2 separate regions of the Homo sapiens genome follow, and region 2 is linked to region 1. Evidence: chromatin loops called from intact Hi-C (ENCODE). Cell type or tissue: PC-3. All regions are shown on one strand.

Region 1 (4,000 bases):
TATACTGTTGGTGGGACTGTAAACTAGTTCAACCATTGTGGAAGACAGTGTGGCGATTCCTCAAGGATCTAGAACTAGAAATACCATTTGACCCAGCCATCCCATTACTGGGTATGTACCCAAAGGATTATAAAACATGCTGCTATAAAGGCATATGCACATGTACGTTTGTTGCGGCACTATTCACAATAGCAAAGACTTGGAACCAACCCAAATGTCCATCAATGATAGAATGCATTTAGAAAATGTGTCACATATACACCATGGAATACTATGCAGCCATAAAAAAAGATGAGTTCATGTCCTTTGTAGGGATATGGATGAAGGTGGAAACCATCATTCAGAGCAAACTATTGCAAGGACAGAAAACCAAACACTGCATGTTTTCACTCATAGGTGGGAACTGAACAATGAGAACACTTGGACACAGGATGGGGTACATCATACATTGGAGTCTGTCGTGGGGTGGGGGGAAGGGAGAGGGATAGCATTAGGAGATATACCTAATGTAAATGACGAGTTTATGGGTGCGGCACACCAACATGGCAGATGTATACACATGTAACAAACCTGCACATTGTGCACATGTAGCCTAGAACTTAAAGTATATATACACACACACACACACACACACACACACATACACATATATATACATATATACGTATATATGAGTTCTATATATATATACATATATACGTATATATACGTGTGTATATATATGTATATATATAGAACTCATTACCTAAACCCAACTTACAAATATTTCCTTCTGAGTTTTCTTCTAGAAGTTTCACAGTTTTAGCTCTTACATTTAGATCTATAATCTATTGTGAGCTAATTTTTGTGTATGTGTAAATTCTTCTCTTTCCATATAGATAAACCAATTGTCCCAGCATCATTTTTTGAAAAGATTCTCCATTCTCCATTGAATTACCTTGGCAGCTTTGTTTAAAATCAATTGACTTTAAAGATAATAGTTTATTTCTGGACAGTAAATTTTGTTCTATTAATCTACATTATATACTTATGCTAATACTACATTGTCTTGATTATTATAGTTTTGTAGTAATTTGTGAAGTCAGAAAGTGTAAGTTTTTCCACTTTGTTCTTCTTTTACAAAATGTCTGGGTCCTTTGCATTTACATATAAATTTTAGGTTAGGCTTGCCAATTTCTGCAAAAAGACTACGGAGATTTAGATAGCGATTGCAATGAATCTATAGATCAATTATGGAGAATTACTAAACAATATTGAGTCTTCTAATCCATGAACACAGGCTGTCTCTCCATTTAGTGGATCCTATTAATTTCTCTCAGCAATATTTTGTGTCTTCTGTGTACAACATTCAGACTAACTTTGTTAAGTTTATACCTATTCTTTTCGATGTGATTATAAGTTAGACTCGTTAATCTAAACCACCATTTCTGACAACTTTCAGGACTGTGCTATTTCCTACTCCAATCCAAGTCAAGTCAGCCCCCTCTGTTAGTGAAGCTGCTGGTGTTAATGGCCTTGCCCTAGGAAATTGTGTTCACAGGGCCAGGGTTGATGGGAGCAGCCCTCAGCAAAATGCCACAGACTTCTACTGATGCTGCCCAATGTTCACTAGTTTCTCACAAATAAGTACTTCTGAATTTGTGGTGTGCATCCAATTTATTCTGTTTATCCTAAAATGGTTGTTTTGGATTGTTATTTCCAGTTGTAATATTCCTTTTGGAGAGAGGGTGTGCTAAGCTGCTCACTTCATCATTCTAGGAGCCATGCCCCTACCTGCATGATCACTTTTGAGTTTCAATACTGTTTGAAGAACTTCCTCAGAAAAAGCATGCTGTACTCTGCCTACACTAAATGGCCTGGTAAGCTTCCCTTAAACATTGTGATATAAGTGTTAGTGTTTCACTTTTGATAGTAAACTTGAGAGAAATATAGAATTGTACTGTTTTTCAGGTGTGCGTATGAGCAATTTTATTCTTTTTCTCCCAAATGAATGGCAAGTTAAGCATTAATTCTAGGTAAATATTTAGTTTCTGAGGATGTGGGTTTTTTTGTGAGTAAGAAAGTCACCTTTCAGTCAACTATGTGGTTCTGGGTATCCTTCATAACATTTAAAATAATTATTATATGTTTACTATCAACAGGAAAACAAGTTTACTTTGAACTTTATACTCAGTGTGTTTTGCATCTCTCTCTAGCATGAAAAGGCTCTCCCTTTTGTATGTTCATATGTTTTGAACATGACCCCAGAATGTTTCAAATTTTAAATATCCTCATGCAGCAATTAAAAGCACTAACACCGGAATAGTTTGGACCTCTGATTGAGACAACTTACTATAAGATGTACCTCTTCTATTGGAGGTCTGTTCTACACACCATCATTTTTCTTAATTATTTCTGACATTTTGCCTATCATACACTGACCTTCGAAGCTATTTATTGAAAACCCTTCTCGGAAATCTCATAGTCTGAGAGTGAATTGTCAAAAATAATTAAGAAAAATGGTGGTATATTCCCCTGACACAGAAATATATCTTTTCTAAAATGTTGCTGCTTTTAACTGAATTTAATTTAAAGTCATTTCAAGAATTATGAGTCTATTAACTGAACAACTCCCGCAAAAGTAAAAACACCCAGAGCTTTGGATGAGATAGTAATAAGGAGAAAAATGTTCTCATGCAGGCTATTATTTTGAATTTCTTGTATTTTGTGGGAGAGTACTGCCATACTCAACTCACTACAATTTAAAACATTCATGAGACTTCCAGGAGTTTTTTGAGATTGTCCCCTATCATATCATCCATGTGTATTTCTTACCAAAAAGGAAAAGAAAAAAAACAAAAGAAATATTCCCAAATCAAACCTGAATTCTCCTTGCCTCCTCTGACAGGAGTTAACACGACATGTCTAACAAAGCCTGGTCTTCAGGAAGTGAGCACTGCTTACCGTCTTCCTGTTATAACTGGCAACACATCATTGGATTTGGCTTCAATTATTTTAAATGCAACTTTCTTTAAATCGGAAATGCCAACGGCCATGTCCTCTAGCATTCCAATTTCATCGCCTAAACAATAGAAAAGGCACTTAGCTACAAACAAACATTTGAGGAAAATGTCACTAGCTACTATGCCTCCCTGCTGGAATTTGTTCTAGCATTTTATTGAATGAGTTTCTGAATGCAGTGAACCTACTCTAGACACTTTTCCTCAGAGGCTGAAGGTGTTTCTTAGTGAAATGAGAACCATTTCAATGGACTTCAGAAGTCAATCTACCCTTTGAGGGAAGGAAGAACGTGGACATTTGCTGTGAGGCTGGAGAGAGTGTTTTAACCCCTTTGTGATTTGTGCACCTTTCTTTCTACTGGCAGGACTGATATCTGTTGTCTAGAAATAACAGAGGTAGCTGAATTTATCATCACTGACCCAGGTTCATGCTAGTTTTGCATCTCCATACATTAACAAATGAAGCCTGACAGGGAGATCATTAAGATTCCAGATCAGCACTCTCTAACAGAAATATGTGAGCCACATATATAATTTTAAATTTCCTGGTAGTCATTTTTTAAAAGAGTGAAATTAAAAAGGTAGAATTAATTTTAATAATATATTTTACTTAATCCAGTATATCCAAAATACCATTTCAATTGTAAATTAATATGAAATTATTAATTATCAATATAAAATATCTTTTAAAACTAGTTTTTGAAATCTGGTATGCATATCTAGTACTTATTGATTTGGACTAGACACATTTCAATTACCCAAAAGTCACACAAGGCTACTATATTGAACAGTGCAGTTCTAGACATTACAGGGTTGAGACTTTAAAATCCAGTCATTGCAACTATGTTGGCACAGAGCCTTTTATATTAAAAAAGCCAGATGGCTGCTCAGGAGTCCACTCTGAAATAATCTATAATTCCATTTTCAAAGCATAATAGGAGGCAAAAGTAAGTTACAAGGTGAATGCAAAAAACTGAAAGTTATATTATTTTTGTAATACT
Region 2 (4,000 bases), 78 kb before region 1:
CCTGGGCAACAAGAGCAAAACTCCATCTCAAATAATACTACTACTACTAATAATAATATCCCTTTTGTTTCTCTTCCTGTGCCAAATCTCAGTTCTTACATAGACAGTGAGTACCTTGCCATTGCTCAGTTCTGGCTCTTTTTTCTCTAATATTGAAATGCCTCAGGATTCAGCACAGCATCCTTTGTTTTACATATATTTTATTTAGTTCAAACAAACAGTTCCAGACTTTAATGTCATTTGATGCTGCATTACAGACACATGTACTGCATCTCCACTTAGCTGTCTAACAGACATGTTAGGTAACAAGGCTAAAACATAATTTAAGTCCTGCTTACTCTGCTGCCACCTCAGATCAGCTCTTCCCTTTCTTTCTATCACAGGAAATGACACTCACCCACTTTCAGACATCTGTATTAAACACCTCAGTCCTCCTTGATGCTTTTGTATTCTCTATACTCCATAGCCATCCATCAGCAAGTCAGACCATTCAGCAAGATCTCCACTACTGCCTGTCATCTACCGTCACTTGTTCTCCTACTGTCAGAAGCTGTTTTCCTGTCTTTTACCATGCTTGCCCCTCTATTAAGTTTCACTAACTCCTAATATATCCATTTAGACACATAGCAAAGCAACCAATGCACAATGCTAGTGGCATAGTAAAAATACTTCCCGAAGAGCTTCCATGGAATCAAAATTCAGCTGTATCCTAGCTATGCACAGGGAGCCAAGCTTGTCAAAAAAGCAGTGGTGCTTATCCAACTGCAGGAAAGTGGAAATCTTTTCATCTGCTCATCACCAAGAGATTGAAGCTCTTGAATCTCAAGGAGGAAGTTTATCTACAGCCTCTTTCTGTACAATCTCTTGTTTTTAAACTTGTTTCTCAAGTTTTTCAACCCCCTTTTCCACTGCCAATTTATGTGTGTGTGTATGTATGTATGTATGTATGTATGTATGTATGTATGTATGTATTTATTTATTTATTTATTTTTAGACAGAGTCTCACTCCGTCGCCCAGGCTGGAGTGCAGTGATGCGATCTCAGCTCACTGCAACCTCCGCCTCCCGGGTTCAAGCGATTCTCCTGCCTCAGCCTCCTGAGTAGCTGGAATTACAGGCACGCGCCCTCATGACTGGCTAATTTTTATATTTTTAGTAGAGATGAGGTTTTACCATGTTGGTCAAGCTGGTCTTAAACTCCTGACCTTGTGATTCGCCCACCTCGGCCTCCCAAAGTGCTGGGATTACAGGCATGAGCCACCGCGCCCAGACGATTCTATTAGGGTTGAATGCTACCAACTTTTCCCAGTGATAGAATCTTGCTTCTGTTCTTTTTTGCTGCATCTGAAATGGATGGAGCGAACTATGAACTGGCTCAACATCAAACACCACCATTACCAGTGTTGTATATTCTCAAATACTAACCTCTACTCACTCTTTTAAGTCAGACCTTCCAAAAGAATCAATTTGAAGTTTTTGTCCTTGGAAGTATTAGAGGATTCATCATCTCCCCAAAAGGATAGGGTCTCTCTCTTTCCTCCATCTTTATTCTTTTCCCACTTCTATTTCCTAACTAACTTTTCTCTTTAATTCCACTCTACCATGCAAACATCATGATGCTACAATTTATGTTATCAGCTCCTGGAAATGATGCAAATCATAGGAAAGAGAATAAGATACATTTAAGAATCTTAAGGTTTAGTTTTGGAATAACATGTACATGGCTTAAAACAACAGCAGTTACCTGACTATGAAAAAGGCAAAATATAAAATATACCAGAGAGGAATAACTTCCAAGGTACAGCTCAAAATGCTTTATATATATCATCATTCATTTCTTCTACAAAGATTCAAATACCAGGGAAGTTTTCTTAGAGAAACAGAATGTTGTGATGTATAGTGAAGGCCGGATAGGGTTTCAAGGATTAGAAATTAGGTGAGATAGAGGGGTATAAATAACATGGAAAGCCATGGAAAGAAGAATGGCAGATGTATTTGGGAATGATTCACAGCTAGCTTTGGTCATAATGATGAGGAGGCAAAAAAAAAATGAAAGGAAAATTAAATGCTAGGATATTTTCTGTTTCTTATCTATTTTATACATTTTCTAAAATAAACATTTGCTGTAAGAAATTCAGTAAAATGAGATGAGGCTATGTTGTAAATGTTTGTGGTTGATGACAAACACAGACATCATTCTCTAGATGTAGGGTGGGCAAACACTGAAGACTTATGAGCAGCAAAGTGTTGGGATTAGCTGTGTTGTAGGATGGCACCTAGCATGAATAAGTAGGGTGGCTTGAGCCAGGACTGAGGGACAAGAGTTGAATAAACTAGGGACATGGAGACCAATTAGTAGGCTACTACAATAGTAAAGGCAAGAAATAGTGAGAGCTTGAACTGGAGAATGAAGAGGAAAGACTAGGAAGATACAGATTCTAAAACAGAAGTAATTTAAAAGTAGAAGACAATTAAGATTTTAGATAGAAGATCAGAAAGAAAAAATTTAAAAAGTTATTTTCAGGTTTTAGAAAAAATACATTATATTTAAACATGCTAAGTTTGATGTATGACGTTAGTTAGATATAGATAATAAAAAGGGAGGTTTGGAGAGGATCTATGCCATGGATCTATTCCTTATATTTCATGCAAGAAGTAGATTAATTAGATGGAATCATCCACGTAGAGAATACATCACACAGACAAGGGTGGAGGGCAAAACTGGGGGAATGCTTACATTTGTATGGCTAGAGAAGAAGGCAGATAGTAAGGAGTGACATAGAAAACAGTCACAGATTCAAAGACTTACTGTGTAAGTAAGTATGTGTCAAATGCTGCAGTTGGAGCAAGGAGGCTACAAAGGAAACGAGGTCACCAGATTCCATGATTTTGTGATTTGTAGCCTGTGACTTTCAGTCGAATTTTAGGAACAGGGATTAGGTTACAAGCAGCTGATGAATGAAGAAATGGAAGGCAGCATTCTATCCTATGGAAACTACTGTGTTCAGAGCACTGATAGTGAAAGAAAAAAAAACACACAGAACCTCACCCAGCCAATAGGATTGATGGAACCGTTTTAAGATATATGAAATGAGGATGCTTGGAGGCACAGAGAAAGGGGTAAGTAGGGAAGATCCAAGAATAATATGGAATATTTCATCATCTTTTTGTCGTTGTTTCTCAGGAGAACAAAAGTTATTTCAGGGTTAGATATTAGCCATACAATAGATAAGTTTCACTGATTATCAAAAAGTCCTTAGTCAGAGTCCACAACCACAAAGCATTCTCTCATTCATCTGAACATGAAACTGAAGAGAAAGGTGTTTAGGAACAGGATGCAGGGAACGTAGGAAAGTAACCCAGTTAGAAAATTCACTTTTCCATTTTGTGACACAATCAGAAATTTTTGCAATATATTCTCAGCCCTTTAGTAAGAAAATACAGCCAAAATTGAATTTCTGAGCACCTAACAATTAATGTCAAAATATATTAGAACACCTGTGCTGCTAAGTGTGTTTGAAGTAGCATCTTTGCATATAATTTTAAAGCCCAATGTTATGAAAATCTCAAGAATGTACATACCTATATAAATGTTAATGCAGTGTATACATCTCCTGAACTGATCCCTTCTTCACATGGTAATTTGGTTTAAAGCCTTCCAATGAACATATACACAAACAAACACAACGCTACTAATTAGGAACATTTTATTAACACCAGTGACTGTCAAAACGATTATGCCACAATGCCTTTGTACTGGCCTTTTAATTTCTAATAACTAAAATTTTTAATTACCGGGAACTAGATTTTGTATCCAACATACTATTTCTGATTATGGTCATTGGGAAAGCCTTACAAGTGGCTTTCCAGAACTTCAGTATCTACTTAGAGTTAATAAAGAGGTCCATCTAGTTTCCAGATGGCTACTTCCTCTTGTTTTTCTAATATTGAGCATTTTTCTTTTTTAAAATTGGTACTGTCCCACTGTAAGTTACAGAGAC

The links. Peaks named below come from ENCODE experiments on the same cell type or tissue, not always from the same donor. Only the 100,000 strongest peaks of a DNase experiment are listed, where the experiment ranks them.
Region 2: it touches region 1 in a loop (7-fold over the local background); 2 of 110 quality-filtered maps call a loop at or near these places.

What each region holds. Positions count from the first base shown.
Region 1 is chr4:142,119,185-142,123,184 of GRCh38, forward strand. INPP4B (inositol polyphosphate-4-phosphatase type II B) reads right to left here. Exons shown (of 26, transcript NM_001101669.3): 21 at 2,944-3,061. Among named protein-coding and RNA genes, the nearest start is that of IL15, 480 kb to the left of the region's middle. In PC-3, no CTCF peak of the experiment used is centred here; no DNase peak of the experiment used is centred here.
Region 2 is chr4:142,041,590-142,045,589 of GRCh38, forward strand. The region is part of intron 25 of INPP4B (inositol polyphosphate-4-phosphatase type II B); the gene reads right to left. Among named protein-coding and RNA genes, the nearest start is that of IL15, 410 kb to the left of the region's middle. In PC-3, no CTCF peak of the experiment used is centred here; DNase peaks (open chromatin) are centred at 2,212 and 2,862; H3K27ac peaks cover 1,752 bases.